Regions from separate parts of the Homo sapiens genome. Here region 2 is linked to region 1. Evidence: chromatin loops called from intact Hi-C (ENCODE). Cell type or tissue: ascending aorta. All regions are shown on one strand. Each heading gives the region's core, and the rest is flanking DNA. Links, peaks and the distances in the headings are about the cores only.

Region 1 (10,116 bases), core at 1,379-9,378:
AAACATAATGAAACATGCTTTTGAGAAAGCTTTCCCTGGCATGTGAAGGATATCTCCAGCGGGCAGAAGTCCCAGGAGTCTAGACTAGAGATGATGGGCTCTTGGCCAGAGTGGTGGGAAAATTAAATTTGAAAATTATGCAAGGTGGGCACATCAGGGCGACGCGGTGAGTGTCAACATGTAGGGAATATTAGGAACAGACTTACCGCTCTCTGGCTCCAGACCTCAGTTATACCTCCTCGAAGAGCCTCAAGTCCTTCTGGCAGATGCTGGAAGCTGGGGGTGGGCTGGGCAATGTTTGGGAAGAAGTGAGAGAGAGAGAAAGAGCCCGAGCTTAGTCAGCTGTCTCATGGGAAATTCTTCCCGTGTGAAGCAGCCAGCTCTCTCGCTGCAGCCCGTTTCTTCTCACCCCAGCCTCACCAAGAATAGAGAAGGATGGGAAGCTTTACCTCTGCAGGCTTCTCTCTTCCCTACCTCCACGTTGGTCCTAGCTGCAGAGGGAGGCCTCCCTGCAGATCAGACTGTGGCTGCACACTGCTTCAGCCAGCGCCGTCCCTGCCTTCCCTGATTCCATTCCCTTCTCATCTCTCTGCCTCCCACACCCCTTTCCAGAAGCCCGACGCCTCTCCTAGTCCCTTCCCCTATCCCACGTGTGCTTCTGTGAGCGCACACACACACACACGCACACACACACACATACACACACTCATACACAGTGGTTGTTTCTGCCATGAAAAGAATGCATCTGTGTTGGGGTTGGCCAGCTGCCTGTATCCCTTGCTGCTCCAAGCTTCCCAGCCGGCATTCCACAAGAGGGTCCCTGGCCTTCAGAAGGCCACAGGAATGTCCCCACCCCCTGACTCTGGCCTAGCCTCCCCTTTCCAGAGTTTAAGAAAATAACAGTGAGTGAAAGGTATGTTTCTCTCTCCAAGTCTTTCTGAGGGGGGTTGTAGGGAGGAAGAGGAGGCATTAAACAAGGTTCCCCAGCTGCGCTCTAGGTAGAGGAAGGCAGAGAGATTCTATGCTGAAGGACAGCAAAGCTCTAGATGAGGTGGGGATTCCTGAGAGGGGAGGGTTGGAACACCCTGTCAGGAGCTTGGCTGGCTGTGCTCTGGACCATCAGCAGGGTGCTACGAGACTGCCAGGGCTTTTTTTTTTTTTTTTGGCTTGACTAACAGCCAGGATCCAGACCCTAGTGCAAGGGTCCTACACAGAGATGGGGCAAGGCCTAAATGGAGAGACCTTGGAATGTAAAACCCTGGACATATCCCAGTTGTAAAGGATGGTAACACCTTCCCTGGCTCTGACCAAAGGGAAATTGTGGCAGAGTCTTGCTGGTCTCAGCAGTGTCACTACAGGTGCCAGGTCCCAAACTTTGGTATTTGTCCACTTTCTGAGAATCTGGGAAAGTGGGAGGAAGACCCTTGGGAAAGAAAACAACCATCTGAGATACATAAATACAGTCCGTGCTGCAGCTTTGAGGATCCAAAATATGTATGGCTTTAATCTTCCAATGATGGCTGCCAAGGACAGGGGTGACTCCAGGCAACCTGCCCTTTAGGGGGAGTGGGCCTGTGTGAAGTACCCTGAGTGCAGCTTCTGACTTTGCTTTTGGAAAAAGTGAAGTGGACCCCCTTTCCTACTGCCTACCCATCCCCCCAGCACCCCCCATGATTTCTAGAACATGTTTACATGTGGCTCCATGCACAAGGGAGGAAAAGGGGGTTGTCTCTGGCCTCTACCCTGGAGCAGAGTATTCAAGAGAGTTGGAGGTTGAGGGGAGCAACCGACTACCTTCTGAAGGTCTGAAATCCTGGTCATCTTAGTATGTGCAGTTGGGAGATAAGTGGGGTTAGGGAGGCATGGAGCATCTTCATGATGGAGTTGGGCCAACCATGGGATCTTCTCCCTACCCTGAATTTTAGGAGCGTGTCCCTGGCACCGTATGGAATGAGATTGATGACATGCAGGTATTTCGGATCCTGGACCTAGAGGATTTTGAAAAGATGTTTTCAGCCTACCAGAGGCACCAGGTAAGACCCTATACCCTCTGGCCTCTTGGACCATACCCTTGAATCCAAACCTCAGCTTCTCCTTTTCTTTCTGCCTGCCTGCCTTCCTTTCCTTTCCTTTCCTTCCTTCCCTTCCTCCATCTTCCCCTTCCCTTCCTTCTTTCCTTCCTTCCTCACATGTATACTGAATGATTTTATTCTTTATGAGGTGATGATTTTATTCTTGCTGAGGATGTAGGTATGAAGTAGAGGTGCACAGACCATAGGGGGAAATATGCTTGTATTATGGTTCATATTTATACACCAAGTATTGAAATGGTGTTTTGTCCATTTCTCTCTTCCATCCTGGAGCATCGGAGGTAGAGTCGCAAGGCCTGACCACTGTGGACCCTTGCTGTCTTTGGCCCAGGATTTAGGGACTAGGCTTAGAAGGCATAATAACTTCTCAAACCACTTTTCCACCACATTTTGTCTGTCAACACCTCTATGAGACCGAGCAGGGGATGTTGCCTTGCAAGGAAGGCAGAAGGTGCTGCTCCATGTCACTCAGGGGGCTGAGGCTGAGGCTGAGGCTGGGGCTGGGCCTGGGCCTGGGCCTGGGAAGGCCCGGGGAAGCCTTGGATATTGCTCTCAAGGCTCTATGTGCAGGTGGCTGCCAGCAGTCTGGTCTTCCAGTCACAGAGAAAGTAGGGGGTGAGTTGGTGGCAGAGCGCAGGGTGTTCCTGAGGTGGGAATCTGAAACTGTGCCGAGTATCTGTGGGGACTGCCAAAAGGGTTGCTTCTCAGACCTCATCCTGGAATGTGATTCGGGAGATGAGTTGGGGCCCAGGAATCCGCCTGGTAACTAGCAGCTAGGGGCCTTCCCTCTAAGTCCATTTGGGGAATGACCAGCTTAGAAGCCTCAGGGAATTGCTTTATCTCTGGCCCGCCCCAGAGGGACTTCTCCCTCTTGGGGCTGGGCTACCATCTTCCTTGTTTTCTTTACTTAGCCTGGGATCTCAGTCTTGAGGGTTTCCCTGGGTGCCAATGAGTGGGTCCTGGCAATGGCTGGCTGTTGTGGCCTGGCTCCCCACTGAGCTGGAGAGGTTGCCCTAGCTCACTTTCTGCCCAGCCCTGATCTGTGGATGACTGAGGACACATGCAGCCGCTCCTAGGGCTCTGGCCAGATGATTGCTTATTTAATTTAAATGTGGGTGCCCACAGCATCGGATTCTCTACTCCTAATTCCAGGAGGCATTTTTAACCCCATGCCCATGTCAGGCTGGCAGCTAAGGCTGCTGGAGCTGAAAGGAACTCTTTGAGCACTGGCTCCTGGGAGCCAATTCTCCACGAGTGGGGTTGAGGACAGAGGAGTGTGTGGCAAGCATACCAGGCTTGGTGATCGCAGGCCACCTCCTCATTTGAGAGTCTTTCTGCAGGACAGGACTCTGGCCCAGCCTACTCAGGCTCCAGGGCCCTGAGGTGAGGCTGGGATGGGGCCAGTCAGGAAAGAAGGTTATGGATTTTGTACAAACTGGGTCTGGGGCCTCCCAGCTTGGTGAGTTGAGAAGAGTTAAGACTGAAAGACCCCCTGTCCTGTCCCCCTCACCTCTCTGAGCCCACACAGTCCAATCACCTGCCTCCCCTCACTCAGTGGGCCGTCTAGTCTCTGGGACTGAAATCCCAGCAGCAGGACTGGAGAGATCCCGGAGGCCGTATTAACCTTGTTGCCTCTTCTCTCAGTTGGTTGTGGGGCAGGGGAGGTCCTGGGAGTCATGGTCTTCTCTGTGCCCCATGCGAGTTTTGAGTCAGTAGCTTCCACTCCATCGGCGTCAGGGAGAACAGAGGTGCGTGCTGTGCCTCTTCAGTTCCCCTTGCACATCAAAGGACAGATGAGGGGCAGTGAGCAAATTCAAGGGCACTTGCTTTTCTCTGCCTCAGTAAACACAACTTTCTGGAGCTTCCAGATCGAGTTCATTTGTGACTCCTCCTCTATTTAGAAAGGTGAACTCATCCCAGGATGGAGGAATGTCCTCCACCCTCTCTGCAGGTTTTCAGCAGAGGAAAAGGAAGAACAGGCAGCAAAGCCTGGGGTGGGAGAACTCAGGGGTTTGGTCTGCCCTAACTGGGGAGTGGTGGTCGCACTAGGCAGATGGGAGGAGCTGCCTGATCTCCGCTTCGTTTGGCTTCTCCGTGAGTGCATGTCTGCTAGAAGCAGCTCCTGTCTAGTGCCACTTATGGGTGCCTGTCTACAACCATGGGTCTCACTGGGATGAAGTGGACAGTGTAGATGCTGAGGGATCCCTGTGTCTGTCATGCTATTTCTGGGTCCCCAAATGTCTTGGCTAATGTTGTGCATGTTTAATTCTCTGTTGGCTGTGGCTGCTGCCTAGGAGCTGATAACTAATCCTTCTCAGCAGGTGAGTTACTCTCGGGGCTCTGACCACTCCAACTTTTAACTGCTGTCCCGGGCTGCTGCTCTGTACTGGGCCTGACAGAGAGGACTTGTCCATTCCACTTTCTACCTTATTCCCCATTCATACAGGGTGGTATGGGAGAGGGCCCCCAAAGAGAAAGAAGAAATGTAGCAGAGGGAGGTAATCAAATAGACCCCTGGCAGCAGTGGAGGTCAATGTCTCCTGGAATGAGGAGAAGGCTTCTAGGTCTACTGTCTTACCCACCAGGCCAAAGGAGAGCCTTTCCTGTAAGGACACACAGGGTAGGCACGACACAATTCACAAAGATAACCATGCAAGGCGGCCCCTGAAGTTGTGCAAGAGGGACCTCCCAGAGGAAGAACAGCACACTAGACAGCCTCCTGTCTACCTCGCCAGGGGCCCAAGAGAAGGAGTGGGGCGGGATCAATGATTTCTCCAGAATCTGCCTGCTGGGACTCAGAGGAGAGAGTTCTGCTTCAGTTTCCATACCTCTGAACTTGTGGATGCTCTCTACCCTGGGCATCTTGGGCTGTGCCTGAAGTCCCTAGGAGTCAGCAACTGTTCCCTAGGGGGGTTTGCAACCAGGTTCTCAGCATAAGCCTGAGGAGGGCCTCTGGGTTGGGCAGTGGGAATGGGAGTTGATTCTGTTGGAGTCATGGGAGGTTATGTCACATTGCCCAAAGCCACAGAGATCAGTCATACCCTGACCCACTGGCACAGCCCCTTCCCTCATTGCCCAGAGTGGATAATTTCTAAAAAAAATCTCTAAAAAAATAAAAAAAATAGGAAGGGGGGCTTCTCGGTGTCCTTCCCCAACCCATTGGAGCCTATGGAAAAGTCCCAGATACCGTCTCTTAAAGTTAGCTATTATCCACCCTCCTCTCTCTCCTGTCTTTTTCTTCCCCCTTCCCCTCACACCAGGAGCATTCCTGGATTGGTAGGAGGTGGCTCTTGCGGGGCGGGTAAGAGGAGGATTAGGGAACCCACACCTCAACTGTCCACTTGACTTGTTGGTTGCAGAAAGAGCTGGGCTCCACTGAAGACATCTACCTGGCTTCCCGCAAGGTCAAAGAGCTGTCGGTCATTGATGGCCGGAGGGCCCAAAACTGCATCATCCTTCTTTCCAAGTATGTGCAAAAGAAGGTGGTTGAGTTGGATGCCTGGGGGACAAAGGGGGTGGAGGAACGGAGTGGTGGCAGTCTCGGGCCTCTCCCTCTCTGCTGTCCCCTGGGAGGGGCAGGCATTGATCTGGAACTGTCTCTCGGGAACCTGCCTTGAGCAGCAGTTTGGGGCTCTGCAGGCAGGAAACTGCCCAGTCACGAGGCCCTTGCCCAGCCTGGTCAGCGTCTGGCAGCTGAGTTGCTCTAAGCCCACGGAGGGCCTCGCTTGGCTCAGGCCATGGAGCAGCATGATCTCAGCCCCTAAGCATTTCCCGCGGCTGCAGAACAAACAGGGCAGTATCTGCGCTAACAGCACAGCTTCTGTACGGGGGGGCCTCCTGCCTGAGCAGGGTCAGAGGGCACCACCTCCCATACTATTCTTAGTGCTGCCCCAGCCGCCTCTGAGACATCCTCCTCCCTTTCTTCTCACAAGCCCCCAGGCCTCAGTTTCCCCCACTTGATGGTGGAAAGAGTTCTGAATCCCCAGGGTTCCTAATGGGGGTGCATGTGGAGGGGATAGGGAAGGGCTATGGGGGTGTGTGGCTTCTCCCTCTCCCAGACAGCAAGACTGATTGGGACAGCTGTGTGGGAGCTGAGGCGCTGTCAGAAGACTGAGAGCGATTCTGTGTTCTGAGAATGAAGGCAGCAGGAAATTGCCCTCTTAGTGGCTTGCCGATAATCCTGTCCTCCCGTGGAGATGCTGTGCATTTTTTAAGCATGAGGAGGAGGAGAAGGATCAGGAACCCTTTGCCCTGTCCCTTTGGTCTACATTGAAGACATCTCTTTTACTCCCAAATGCCCCTATCAGCTCTGATGGATTATCAAGAGAACAGAGACCCTCACGTCTCTATTTTGACACTAAAATGCTCATTATCAAGTTTGTGGACTGAATCATACTAGTCTAATCTAAGAAGGCTTTGTAGAGGAGGTGAGGGGGGAATACTATTAAATATATTCCCAAGTCCTGTTAGGGAATGAGGGAAGGCGGAGGTGGTACCTTTTGGAGAAGAAGGTTTGAGGGCTGTCCTGGATTGAGGTGGGGTTTTGCCTTAGGTTGAAGCTTTCTAACGAGGAGATCCGGCAGGCCATCTTGAAGATGGATGAGCAGGAGGACCTTGCTAAGGACATGCTGGAGCAGGTGAGGACCCTCGTGGGAAGGAAGGGGAACTGAACCCAGCGGGCAGCCACGCCCCTTCCCAACAGCCCCCAGGAGGCTGCGATTCTTGGGTCAAGGAGAAATCAGGCTGGAAGAGTTAGGGAGAAGGTTTATAGAAGCCTCCCTGGGCCAGCCTTTCTTGGGGAAAGCTGGAAAAGGCTAAGTGTTCTCCAGGAGTCATTCTCCCATCTGACTCCAAGGCAAAGTCAGATGAGGAAAAGTGACATCTTCCCCAAATCTCTTCCCTCTCAGTTTTTTGGATCCTTTGGGAAACCTAGAAAACACACAAAGAAACATCATCAATTGGACTTCATTACAGTTAAGAACTTCTGTTCATCAAGGGCATGGTTACTGAGTGAAAAGAAGACAAACCTTAGAAGAAGATATTTGCTATACATACATATAACAAAGATCATATTCAGAACAAAGAACTCTACAAATCAATGAGAAAATGATGAAATCAACTTAAAAATGAGCAGAAGACTTGAAGGGGTGCTTCATGAAAGAGGATTTCCAAATAGACAATAAGAATATGAAAAGGTGTTCAATATGATTAGTTATCAGAGAAATACAGTCAACCACAATAAGGGGGCACCACACACCCACTAGAGTAGCTAAAATTAAAAAGACTGACAATGCCATGTGCTGACGAGGATGTGAAGCAATTGGAATTCTCATTTGGCACAATTATTTTGGAAAACTACTTGGAAGTACACTCTACAGCTAAACATATACCCGCCCTATTGCCTAGTAATCCCACTCTTAGGTATAACTCCAGGGAAATGAGTACAAATACTGACTAAAATAAATACACAAGAATAAAGTTGACCCTTAATAATGTGGGGGCTGGAGGCATTGACCCTCCATGCAGTCAAAAATCCACATATAACTTTTGACTTCCCAACAACTTAGCCGCTAATTGCCTACTGTTGACCAGAAGCCTTACTGATAAGATAAACAACCAATTAACACATATTTTTATGTTACATGTATTATATGCTGTATTTTTATAACACAGTAAGCTAAAGAAAAGAAAACGTTATTAAGAAAATTATTAGAAGGAAGTCCGGGCACAGTGGCTCATGCCTGTAATCCCAGCACTTTGGGAGGCTGAGGTGGACAAATTACTTGAGGTCAGGAGTTCAAGCCCAGCCTGGCCAGTATGGTGAGACCCCATCTTTACTAAAAATACAAAAATTAGCCAGGTGTGATGGTGCATGCCTGTAGTCCCAGCTACTTGGGAGGCTGAGGCAGGAGAATCACTTGAACCCAGGAGGCGGAGGTTGCAGTGAGGTGAGATGGTGCCATTGCACTCCAGCCTGGGCAACAGAGTGAGACTCCATCAAAAAAAAAGAAAAAAAATCATTAAAAGACACTGTTCATTGAGTGGAGGTGGATCATCATAAAGGTCTTCATCCTCATTGTCTTCACGCTGAGGAGGAGGAAGAGGAATGGTTGGTCTTGCTGTCTCAGGGATGGCAGAGGCAGAAGAAAATCCACATACAAGTGGTCCTGCACAGTTCAACCCTGTGTTACTCAGGGGCCAACTCTATTTATAGCAACTTTATTTATAAATTCCCCGAACTGTGAACAACCCAACTGTCCATCAATAGGAAAGTGAATAAGTAGACTGTGGTATATTCATACAGTAGAATCCTACTCAGCAATAAATAAACTACCATGACATGGATGAACCTTAGACATTATGCTGGGGAGAAGTCAGACATAAAAGAGAGCATACAGCATGAGTTCAAGGACAGGCAAATCTGGCTAAGGTCCTAGAATTCAGTTGAGAGCCTATATTCACTTGAATGGCTTACTGAAGTGATGAAAAATAACTTTCCTGGGGGATGGAAATGTTCTCTATCTTAATCTGAATGATGATTCAATGGATGGAGATTTGACAAAAATCACTGAACTGCACATTTAAAATGGGTGCATTTTATTTTATGTAGACTATACCTCAAGTTTGTTTAAAAGAAAAGAAAAATCACTGAGCTGTACATTGAAGAATAGTGTACTTTAGGCTAGACGTGGTGGCTCCCACCTATAATCTCAGCACTTTTGGAGGCTGAAGTGAGAGGACTGCTTGAGCTCGGGAGGTAAAGACCAGCCAGGGCTACGTAGTGAGGTCCAGTCTTACAAAATAAAAAAATAAAAAAAATTAACCCAGTATGTGCTACATGCCTATATTCCCAGCTACTCAGGACCTGAGGTGGGAGTATTGCTTCAGCCCAGGAGGTCACGGCTGCAGTGAGCTATGATCATACCACTGCATTCTAGCCTGATTGACAGAGTGAGACCCTATTAAAAAAAAAAAAAAAGAAAGAAATACTGTATATCAGTTACATCTCAATTTTAAAAAAGAAAAAAGAATTTCAGAGCTGTGTGCCCTGTCATCCCCTTCAGGCAGATGAAAGAAATCTGTCCACATGAGGGTGCCTCCCTCTTTCAAGGCACCCTCCCCATCTTGACCCAAGTCAGTACAGCTTCTCACACCCTGTACCCCATGTCTGCTGCTCACCAGTTGCTTGTGTGACTTGCGCCTGCTCTTTGCAGCTCCTCAAGTTCATCCCAGAGAAGAGTGACATTGACCTCCTGGAGGAGCACAAGCATGAAATTGAGCGGATGGCCCGTGCTGACCGCTTCCTCTATGAAATGAGCAGGTTGGGCCATGGGCATGGTGGGGATTCAAGCAGGTGGGGTTCTGGCAGGTGGGGCAGGTGGGGCTCTGCCAAGAGGAAGGGGATGGAGGTGGGCAGGCTTGAGAGGAGACTGGAGCTGGCTCCGGGAGCTGGGGCTGGCCAGGATAGGGGTGGGATACCTCAAGATATGGTTCACCTTGTCTACAGGATTGACCACTACCAGCAGCGACTGCAAGCCCTCTTCTTCAAGAAGAAATTCCAGGAGCGGCTGGCTGAGGCAAAGCCCAAAGTGGAAGGTAGGGCTGAGGGTTGCAGGAGGCTTAGAGTGGAGAGTTATCTGAGAAAGGCAGGGTGGGTGGGAGCCAGTGAATAGGGGCAGAGGGAAACCCCTTTCTTATTCTCAACCCAAAAACAAAAACAAAAAGTCAAAGACAAAATCTAAAATGATGATTATTATAAAAATATGCACTTGCTTATATTAGCACATGCGCCAACCTTGTGACATGTTCCTTATGCCTCAGCATGCAAGCTCTCCAAGGTGGGGCGTCTGTTGACATCTGCCCCAGCATGGGATGGAAAGGTAGAAAAGATAATAATAGCCACACCTACAACAGTGCCTGGCTGGGACTGAGCTCATCAGTCTTTACTCTACTTAAGAGGTACTAGGCTCATAGAAGACTTCTGGGCACGTTAGTTTAAGTGTGAGCCATTCAGAAAGTAGGAAAT
Region 2 (10,116 bases), core at 628-8,627, 540 kb before region 1:
CCCAACATATACAGTGTTTGCTGACTGATTGGCTGTTCATTGCTGTTCAGTGCCTGATACCTATCATCAGAGTATTTGGGGCATAGATGGGGACTTGGAGATCACTGAATCCAGTTTTTTATTTTTTTTTATTTTTTTTTATTTTTTTTTATTTTTAGACAAGGAAACTGAGAATGAGACAAGATCACAGCAGAGGTGGGGCTGTCTCAGGCTTAAGAAAGGACCTGACAGTGTTGCTGAGGCTGCTGGTCCTGGTGGTGAAGAGAGGATAGTAAATAAGCAGGCTGGCGGCCAAGCAAGGCGAGTACAGGACCAAGGCCGGCTCTCAGTTGCGGCGCTCCATCCATGCACAAACCTCTTCCTGCCCAAACTGCACACGGCTGGTGGAGAAGCTGAGTGCAGGCGCCACAGGGCAGGCATCAGTCATTATACATCGAATCTGCCAGCCCATACCATCACGGTGGGGGCGCCTTTCTGGCAATGTGAAGGCAATGTTAAGCCTGCCTAGTAGCCTTTGGGTTATGGGGAGGAGGCTAAGACAAAATGCAGGCCTGGGGTAAGGGGCCCTGGGGCTTGCCCTGTGGGTGTGTTGGGGATGGAAGGCAGAAAGAGAAAAGGCCCAGCCACAGCAGATGGGAGATGGGCAGCTGCCAAGAGGACGGGGCTGGGGGTGGAGGGGGCAGTGATGCAGACCAAGAAGAGCCTTCTTCTCTTCCTGTTGTCTGACACGCCACTCTTACTTCCTCTGTGATTGTTATGGTGTCCTCGGGCCTGGGCCTTCAAGCAGTGTTTACACTCACAGCTCTTTGGCAAGAACCACACTCTGATAGGGGAGTGAGACTTTAAGCCAGGGGTTCAACGAGTTACCAAAACATCACTCAGCCCCTTCCTGTTTGTAGAAGCCTGAGCAGAGGAGACAGCTGACTTTGGGAACAGAGAACAAAGGAGCTGAAGATCTGGAAGAGACAGAGAGCAAGCTCTGCCAAGAGGGACAGGAGCACCTGGGCCGCCCACCCACTTGGGCCTGTCTTGGTGTTTCTGATGCTGCCCCTTGAGGCTTTCTCGAGAAGGAATCAGAGGCTGGGCACATGTGACTGACAGGCAGGCCAGTCCTGTGGCTTCAGGAATATGCAGGAAACTCCCTACTCCCCTCCCACCTCACTGTGTGCTCCCCACAAGTGTTGGTGACCTGCTGCCCAGGAGGAGCCACCGAGGGAGGTGCACTTACATTGCTTCTGCAGAATGCTCTGTCTGGCCTTGATGAAGGCGATGATGTCCGAGTCCGTCTGGCTGTCTCCGGTGAGAGGGATGGACGACACTGGCCTCTTGGGGATGCTGGAGGCAACCACGTGTCACATTTTACTACACTTTACAACTGGACTCACCACTTATATTTCCAAAATGCTTTTCCATTTTAGGTGACTGATCTCACTCAGAAAGCTACATGACACGGCTGGCCTGCTTCTCACTCCCTCCTACCTTCTCTGTGTGGCAGCCACACTAAGCCTCTTGTCATGCAAATTGGGTCAAGTCATTCCCTGCCATAGACCCTGATATGGTTTGGCTGTGTCCTCACCCAAATCTCATCTTGAACTGTAGCTCCCATAATTTCCACGTGTTGTGGGAGGGACCAGGTGGGAGATAACTGAATCATGGGGACGGTTTCCTCCATACTGTTCTCGTGGTAGTGAATAAGTCTCATGAGATCTGATGTTTTCATACGAGGTTTCCCCTCTCACTTGGCTTTCATTCTGTCTTGGCTGCCACCATGTAAGACGTGCCTTTCACCATGATTGTGAGGCCTCCCCAGTGACATGAACTGTGAGTCCATTAAATCTCTTTTTCTTTATAAATTACCCAGTCTCAGGTATGTCTTTATCAGAAGTGTGAAAACAGACTAATACAGACCCTTTAGTGGCTTTTCACCACTCATGGAATAAAACTTAAACTCTGTCCCATGACCTACCAGGCTGTGTATGATATGACCCCGGGTCAGGGGCTCCAGCTGCCCCCTTTTCTTTCAGTGACTTGCATTTACCAAGCCACTTCCAGCCTCAGGGCCTTTGCTCTGATGCTTCCTCTCCCTGGACTGCCCTCCCCACCACCCGTCACATGGCGGCTGTGCTTTCTCTCGCTGCCTTCTCTATCCTCTTACCACCACCACTCTTGTCCTCCCATCCCTGATTTACCCAAACCAGCACCCCTTAACCTGGGGCCCATCAACTTCTGTGCCCAGCTTAGATGTCATATCATTCAGTGCTGTGTCCTCAGAGCACCCTCATTCCCCACGTGGCTTAGCTAGTTGACCTCAAGGCAGAGATTACTGTTCTCCTGTCTCTCCTTAAAAACAGAATCATATTTAGCTAAGTTGCCACAACTAAAAAAACTACCTTTCCCAGACTCCTTTGCTGCGATGTGTGGCCGGGTGACCAGGTGCTGGCCAATGAGATTTGTAAGTAGAAGTGTTGTGTGGGAATCTCCTTAGAAAGGGAGGGCTGTGTGTGCCCTCCCCCATCCCCTTTTCCATCCAGCTTCTCCATATAGCATTCCCCTTCAGCAAACTCAGAGCAGTACACTTGCCTGGCCTTGCCAACTTTCCGTCCATCCTCACCCCTGTGCCTCTGCACAGCAGGAGGTGGTAGCCACTTCCTTAGAAGGCAGTAAGGACGGTATGTAACAAGGGGCTGGCCATTCCCGCAGGTAGTTTGGGTGTTGGCTTTCCCGCTGCAGGCCAGCCGGAAGCACTAAAGCAGAGTCCAGGCAGGCAGGGCAGAGGCTGTGCTGGTGAAAGAGGCTGAGCAGCCATTCTAGCCGGAGGATACAAATGCCCATGGTGCTGATCAACTCTGGTAAGCCTGGAAGCAAATGCTGCTGGGTCTTCAGGCCAGGCTTGTCAGCTCCCTGCTCTGCTCTGTGGTGGGGCTGCCCTGGGCTGGCTCTTTCCCTTTCTGGCCCCCAGGTACGTCTATTCACAAGAAGATATGAAACAACTCTGCCCAACACAGGGCCCTGGTGACTGTGGGAGAAAACCTCCCCGCTTTGAGTTGGCCTGTGTGAGAGATTCCAGGGAATTCCCAGGGGACCAGGGCAGAGGCCAGACCTGGGTTCTGTCTGTGTGGCTACTGGACGAGGGGCTTTTTCGGGGAGTAGACTGGAGATGGAGGCCCACTCCGCCCACTGCAGGGGCTGTCACAGGCATAACAGGAGAAGACCACAGACCTGTCTTCCAGTGGGGTGCTGGTGCTGCTCTGTTTCTGGCTGTGTGGACTGGGGCAAGGCGAGGGCAGGATTTTCCTGGCATTCACATCACTGCAAAACACAAACAAACAAAAGCAAAAGGAATGGGGGCAAATTTATAGAAGGAAATTCAGGGTTTATATCTAGGAGCTGTTATGGACTGAATGTGTCCTCTCAAAATCCCTATGTGGACACCCTAATTCCCAGTGTGATGGCATTGGGCAGTGGGGCCTTTGGGAGGTGAATAGATTTAGATGAGGTCCTGAGGGTAGGGCCCCTGCACTGGGATTAGTGTCCTTATAGGTATAAGAGGAGGATGAGAAACTACAGTGCTCTCTCTCTCTCTCTCTCTCTCTCTCTCTCTCTCTCCCCCCCCTCTCCCTCCCCCCCTCCCTCTCCCTCTCCCTCCCTCTCCCTCTCTCTCTCTCTCTCTCTCTCTCTCTCTTTCTCTCCTATGTGAGCACACAATAAGAAGGAGGTGCCAGCAAGCGAGGAAGGAAGCCCTCAGCAGGAACTAAATCTGCTGTGCTACGGACTGGAGGTTTGTGTCCCTGAAAAGTCATGTGTTGAACCTAATCTCCAATGTAATGGTAGTAGAGGTGGGGCCTTTGGGTGGTGATTAAGTCATGAAGGTAGAACTCTCATGAATGGGATTAGAGTCCTTATAAAAGAGACATTGGAGAGCTCCCTTGCCCCTTCCACCATGTGAGGATGCGTCGAGAAGACAGCTGTCTATGAACCGGGAAGGGGGTCCTCACCAGACATCGAATCTGCCAGTGCCTTGATCTTGGACTTCCCAGCCTCCAGAACTGTGAAAAATAAACGTTTGTTGTTTGAGCCACTCAGTCTATAGTATTTTGTTATAGCAGCCTGAGCAGACTAAGACAAGAGCCAAGAGTCCTGTCTTGGATGGTTTACACAGTAATTTTCTTTTTTTCTTTTTTTTTGAGATGGAGTTTCACTCTTGTTGCCCAAGCTGGAGTGCAGTGGCATGATCTTGGCTCACTGCAACCTCCGCTTCCTGGGTTTGAGCAATCCTTCTGCCTCAGCCATCCAAGTAGCTGGGATTACAAGCATGCATCACAACACCTGGCTAATTTTTTGTATTTTTAGTAGAGATGGGGTTTCACCATATTGGCCAGGCTGGTCTTGAACTCCTGACCTCAGGTGATCCACCCACCTTGGCCTCCCAAAGTGCTGGGATTACAGGCGTGAGCCACTGTGCCCGGCCTACACAGTAATTTTCATTGTTAGAGCATGCATCTGTTGGCTGTAGCAGCTGAACAACAAACGATGGCCACAACTGTCATTGATAGACACGCCAGGCTTCGTGAAAGTGCTCTGCAAATATCATGCCATTTAATCCTCTCAATGACCTAAGAGGTAGATGTCATCGTCTCCATTTTATACATGAGAAAACTGAGGCTTAGACAGATTAAAGAAATTCTAAAGTTATCCAGCTGGTAAGTGGCAGAATCGGGAACTACTCAGGATTCTTTGAGGCTTCAGAACCTGTGCTCTCAGCCACAATGCCTTCTAACTGGGCTTGACTCTGTGGCATTCTAGGAACACACGCTGGCCTACCCCTGACCACACTGCCTGCCCCTGGGACCTAGCTTCATGCTGAGAGAGGAGTCAGATCCAACAGCTCATTAGATGCAGCTGTGCCTGCTCACCTAGGCTGCTGACATGTGCGCCTTGCCTTGGATTCCTGGCCAAGTGCAGTGGAACCCAGAAGCTCCTCTTGGGAGGTGAAGAGGCGCGTGGACACGGCTGGTTGGAGGCCAGTGTATTCCACATGCCTGTGGTTACAAGGTCCTTACTCTAAGTTGTGCTGTAAGGAGATCTTCCTCGCTTCCTGCCTGGAGACAACCTCAGAGCTGGAAGAGGCCTAAGAAGTCACCTGGGTACAACCCTCCTTTTACACTCTGGGGACACTTGGGCTGAGAGGCAGGCTAGGGTTAGAGACAGGTGAGCCGGCTCCGCGGAGTCTGCATCTTCAGTCCAAGGTACTCTACAGACCTGACAAACTGCGTGTCTCACTCATGAGTATGGCCCCTTCCCCGGCTCTGGCCTTCCGCCTTCCGATCTCAGCCAATGGCAAGGCTGCTTCCATAGGTCACGACTGTGGTCAAACAAGCAAGAAAAGACACCAGAGCCTGGGGAAGCCCCCCCTCACCCACCAATGTCCATTTCCTAGCAGTGGAGAGACTTTCCACGAGGTGCCCTTCATGGTGGGAAAGCAGAGATCCCTGTGCTGGGTCTAGTGAGGACCGATGTAGGACCAGAGGTAGCCACCAGGTGGCAGGCTCTGCACGCTTTTCTTCAGAGAACAGTAACCAATTCTCAAGGCTCCTGCTGAGTGGTTCCTGGTGCAGCCTGGAGAAGGGAAGGAGAAAGGGCTTTCCATCCTGCAAGTGCTTTCATGACAACGGGTCAAGGTCAGTTTGGAAGCTGTAGCAAATTTGCAAGACCAAGGCACTGGCACAAAAATGGCTCATTCACTCAGTGGCTTCCCAGTGGAGCCTTGGCTCAGGTTCCAGGGAGAGTTCACAGGTGCCAAACTATTGAAAGGTGGGAGGGGGTGGAAGAGGATGGAGAGATGGATGGGGCAGGGTAGAAGGGCACGATCACACCGTGGCCAATAGGGGCATCTAGTACTCTTTGCGGAGGCCCAGCTGCCCCACCTCATGCAGGAGGGCAGTGCAATGGAAGGCTGGGGGCTCTCGAGGGAAATGACTCCTCAAACCTGTAAGCTGCTCAAGCATCCTGTTCCTGGATGCCACAGCTTGGTTTCTGTAATTCTGGGGATGATGCCATAAATGACCTCTGCCCTCTCCCTTTGCCCAACCAGCCTTTGACACCGAATTAATTTCTCATGTTGACGCCCCTCTGGAGAGAGAACATACCAGCCATCAGAATGAAGTATCTTCCTTAATAAGGATTAATAAGCCATATTAATAGTAATTAGGCCTTCTGGGTTGCCAATCAGAGTGTTTAGTGGGATCAGCTTCCAGGACCTGAGCATCCCTGGGGAAGTGATGAATCAGGTTTCTTTCAGAACCTGATGAGCAGAAGACCAGCGCCCCGCTACCCCCAGTTCCCCACCTGCGGCAATTCTCAGGAGCAGCCGCTCTGGAGCTCGGGCAGCAACAGCCGCTGGGCCCTCGCTCTCTCACCCTGGCGGCTCTGACCGGGCACTGACCGGGCAACATTTATCTGCTCACAGAGTGACCGTGTCGGAGGGACCTTTGCACATCTTACAGATGAGGCAAGGGAATCCCAAAGTGGGGAGCTGGCTTGCCCGAGGGTGTGCTGTCGGAGGGGCCATGACTGGGATTCATGTGATTCAAATCTCAATAAAGGGGACTTGTTGGAGGTGGTCAATAATGACGTGACACACACCTTTGAAGTCCAGGGTTCTCGACTGCAGGGTTAAAGGTCTCTAGGCAAGCACATCCAGGAATCATCTTAAGTTGGAATACCTAAGGAATCTCCAGGAATGCCCAAGGCCAAGACAAGGTGGAAGGAGCACTATTCTGATGGGTGGCACAGCAGACAGTCCCTGGAGGCCTTGCCCAGGGGCTACTCCTTAGACCTATTCCACCATGGACTCTCTCGGAGATGCCGGCGGATAAAGGCTGGCAGCGGCATGATCAACAAACAAGCAGTAAAGAGGCAGCCCTGGCTGCAAGGGAGTATGACAAAGGGAATGAGGCAGAGAGGAGGAAGAAAAGGAGAAGGGGGATGTAAGGCAGGAATAGAGATAGGCAGAGCTGACAGTGGAGGGAGGGATGGGAGAAGAGGCGAGTGGAGGAGGGAAGGAGGCAGGCAGAGGGCAGGGGGAGCAGTGGGTGGAAGGAAGAAAAGGCACTTGCCATGGAGTGTGAAGGTCTAGGTTTAATTTGTGGCTCTTTTTTTTTTTTTTTTTTTTTTTTTTTTTTGAGACAGGGTCTTGCTCTGTCTCCAGGCTAGAGTGCTGTGGTGTGATCTCAGCTCACTGCAACCTCTACCTCCTGGGTTCAAGCGATTCTTCTGCCTCCGCCTCCTGAGTAGCTGGGACTACAGGCACGCACCACCATGGCTGGCTAATTATTTTTGTCTTTTTAGTAGAGATGAGGGTTCACCATATTGGCCAAGGCTGGTCTTGAACTCCTGACCTCGTGATCCACCCACCTTGGCCTCCCAAAGTGCTGGGATTACAGGTGTGAGCCATCATCCCTGGCCTAATTTGTGGCTCTTTGTGTTATTAACTACAGAGTTAAAGCATCTCATTCCCTTTCGGGGCCTCAGTGTCCTCATTTACAGAATGGGGAGGCTGAACTCTGGGTTTCTCAGCTGAAATGGCAAGGGCCAGTCACAGGGAATTCTGGGTTTCCACACCTTAGAAGGTTGGCCTTTTAAGGAAACACAGCTTTACCCTTTAAAAATCCTGGCCTCTTGGGAAAATCAGACGGTGTGGACACATTGGAAGAGCGGATACCCCAGGCAGGAGGATCTGGTGGTGGGAAGCACATAAAGAAAGCGCCTTGTACAAAATATTACAAAATGTGGGCTGGTAAATGCCAACACCTACTAGATAACATTATGGACATGTGTCCCTAAAAGGCAGTCATTGATCCTAAACACAACTGCTGTGAGGAATGAGGGGAGTGCACGACTCCGACAGGCCTGGGTTTGAGTTCACCACTGATTAGCTGGTGACCCTGGGCAAGCTACTTCATCTCTCTGAGCCTGAATTTTTTCACCTGTAAAGTGGGGGACCATGATAGTAGGCACAGTGCTCATGTATTTTGCACCTGGCCCAGGAGGGCCCTCTACAAAGGCTACGAGATATTATTGCCGTCAGAGGAGAAGGCCAGTGCTGTCTCCCTTGGGAACGTGGGAATGCCAACAGCGAATCCTTCACGTGAGATGTTCACAGGGAATGTCTGAGACGCCATGATGGCCTGAGACAGGGTTCCCTACCTGGCTTACCGTGGCAGAGTTCTGTAGGCCCGTTACTACCAGCATCTAAAGCAAGTGGCAAGGATTTCTTTGTCAGAGGTGGAGCCCCTAGAGCTCTTCCTTTCCAGTCTCTGGCGGGGTTACTTTTCCTCTCACCTGCCTAGTGTGACCGTCCCATCCAGGAATGCTGGCACTCCAACAACTGTTGGAGGAGGAAATATGGGGCAGCCAGCCACTCAAGTTGAGGTGTTTTAACAAACACTGTTCAGGACACTCAGTGATCTCTGCCCAGGAATTAGAGCATCCAACCAGCTCGCCGGCAGCAACCACAGGGGACAGGGCTGAACAGCGCTCTAGGGCTGGCTGAGAGCCATCTTCCCCAAGACCCTTCTGCCAGCAGTCACCGAAGGGGCTTGGGGTGGGGGTGGGGACTCTGGGAGCAGGATTTTTGGAAAAGCTCCTGTGGGTGATCTGATGCACACCTTTCAAATTCAAGGTTCTGAACACTAGGATTAAACTTTTTTTTTTTTTTTTTTTTGCAAGCACAGTGTATTTCTTTTCTTTCTTTTTTTTTTCTCTTTTTCAGACAGGGTCTCGCTCTGTCACCCAGACTAGAGTGCAGTGGTGCAGATCTTGGCTCACTACAGCCTTGACCTTCTGGGCTCAAAAGATCCTACCATCTCAGCCTCCTGAGTAGCTGCGACTACAGGCATGTGCCACCACGCCCGGCTATGGATTTGTGGGGAGGTAAGGATATTTTCATATTTTGTTGTAGAGACGGGGTTTCACCTTGTTGCCCAGGCTGGTGTTGAACTCCTGGCTCAAGCGATCCACCGGCTTTAGCCTCCCAAAGTACTGGGATTACAGGCATGAACCACTGTCCCTGGGCAAGCATAGTGTATTTCTACCTTGCATCTGTCGGGCCCCTTGCTGACACACCTGCCCCTCTCTCTCTCTCTCACACACACACACATGCACATGTACACACTTCAATGTCTTTGAAGCCAAAGGAAAAATGAGAGACAGGGCTTTCTACTCGCTGAGCAGGATATTGCTACCAGTAGAAGCTACCCAAGAGATCAGAAAAGAGGGTACAGAAATAGCCAGGGGTTCTGAGCCTCACAGCTGAAAGGAGAGCTTATTCTCATGGGGCAGATACACAAGGGCTCAGCACAGAGCCAGAGCAATGATTGAGGAAGCTGAATCCTCCTCGTTGTGTTTTTCAGATGTGCTGTGTGGAGTCCTGGAGTTTCAGCGAGAGGGCTCCGTGTGTGGAAGGTGCAGGTATACAGGGGTTGGAATTCAAATTTACTGGCCTCTAGAGGTTGGCAGGTGCCCAGGTGAATGCATGGAGTGGGCCAGGTGCAGGGCACAAATGCTAAGCTGCCTGCATTGCCATGGCATAGTGCAGCTGCCTAGTTATTCTGCTTCTGCAGTTTTAAAAATCAATAGACTATTATTTAGAGAAGTTTTAAGTTTACAGAAAATTGAGCAGATAGTACAGAGAATTCCCTTATACTCCTCTTCCCCACCTTTCAGTTTTCCTTATTATTAACATTTTGTATTAGTGTGATAAATTTGTTATAACTGGTGAATGAATATAGATACATTATTATGAACTAAAGTCCATGGTTTATGCAGGGGTTCACTCTTTGTGCTGTACAGCTCTATGGATTTTGACAAATGCATGACATCATCTATGCAACATTACAATATCATACAGAATAGTTTCACTGCCCCCAAAATTCCCTGTGCTCCATCTATTCATCCTTTCCTCCCTACAAGTCCATGACAACCACTGACTATTTCACTGTGTCCATAATTTTGCCTGTTCCAGAATGTTATATAGTTGGAATCATATAATACATAGTCTTTTCATATGAGCATCTTTCACTAAGCAATATGCATTGCAGGTTCATCACTTTTCATGGC

Evidence for each region. A loop is a pair of places that touch in the nucleus more often than their neighbours do. Peaks named below come from ENCODE experiments on the same cell type or tissue, not always from the same donor. Only the 100,000 strongest peaks of a DNase experiment are listed, where the experiment ranks them.
Region 2: a loop joins it to region 1, with 2.2 times the contacts of the local background. A loop is called at or near these places in 13 of 110 quality-filtered maps.

What each region holds. Positions count from the first base shown.
Region 1 is chr6:39,882,037-39,892,152 of GRCh38, forward strand. DAAM2 (dishevelled associated activator of morphogenesis 2) reads left to right here. Exons shown (of 25, transcript NM_001201427.2): 15 at 1,926-2,033; 16 at 5,450-5,556; 17 at 6,643-6,727; 18 at 9,305-9,411; 19 at 9,598-9,686. It overlaps DAAM2-AS1 (DAAM2 antisense RNA 1), which reads right to left. Exons shown (of 4, transcript NR_125831.1): 2 at 9,587-9,727; 3 at 9,270-9,343; 4 at 6,754-7,019. Among named protein-coding and RNA genes, the nearest start is that of DAAM2-AS1, 10 kb to the right of the region's middle. RefSeq lists an enhancer at 5,613-6,812. In ascending aorta, for the core only: no CTCF peak of the experiment used is centred there; a DNase peak (open chromatin) is centred at 5,845; H3K4me3 peaks cover 298 bases; H3K27ac peaks cover 6,431 bases.
Region 2 is chr6:39,342,481-39,352,596 of GRCh38, forward strand. KIF6 (kinesin family member 6) reads right to left here. Exons shown (of 23, transcript NM_145027.6): 20 at 3,996-4,046; 21 at 3,220-3,309; 22 at 1,229-1,335. LOC105375047 (a long non-coding RNA gene) reads left to right here. Exons shown (of 3, transcript XR_926774.3): 3 at 159-221. LOC107986594 (a long non-coding RNA gene) reads left to right here and starts at 8,771. Exons shown (of 4, transcript XR_001744111.2): 1 at 8,771-8,931; 2 at 9,411-9,468. RefSeq lists enhancers at 815-864, 847-1,684, 2,359-2,860. In ascending aorta, for the core only: a CTCF peak has its summit at 5,529 (motif pointing right); DNase peaks (open chromatin) are centred at 3,021 and 5,531; H3K27ac peaks cover 2,846 bases.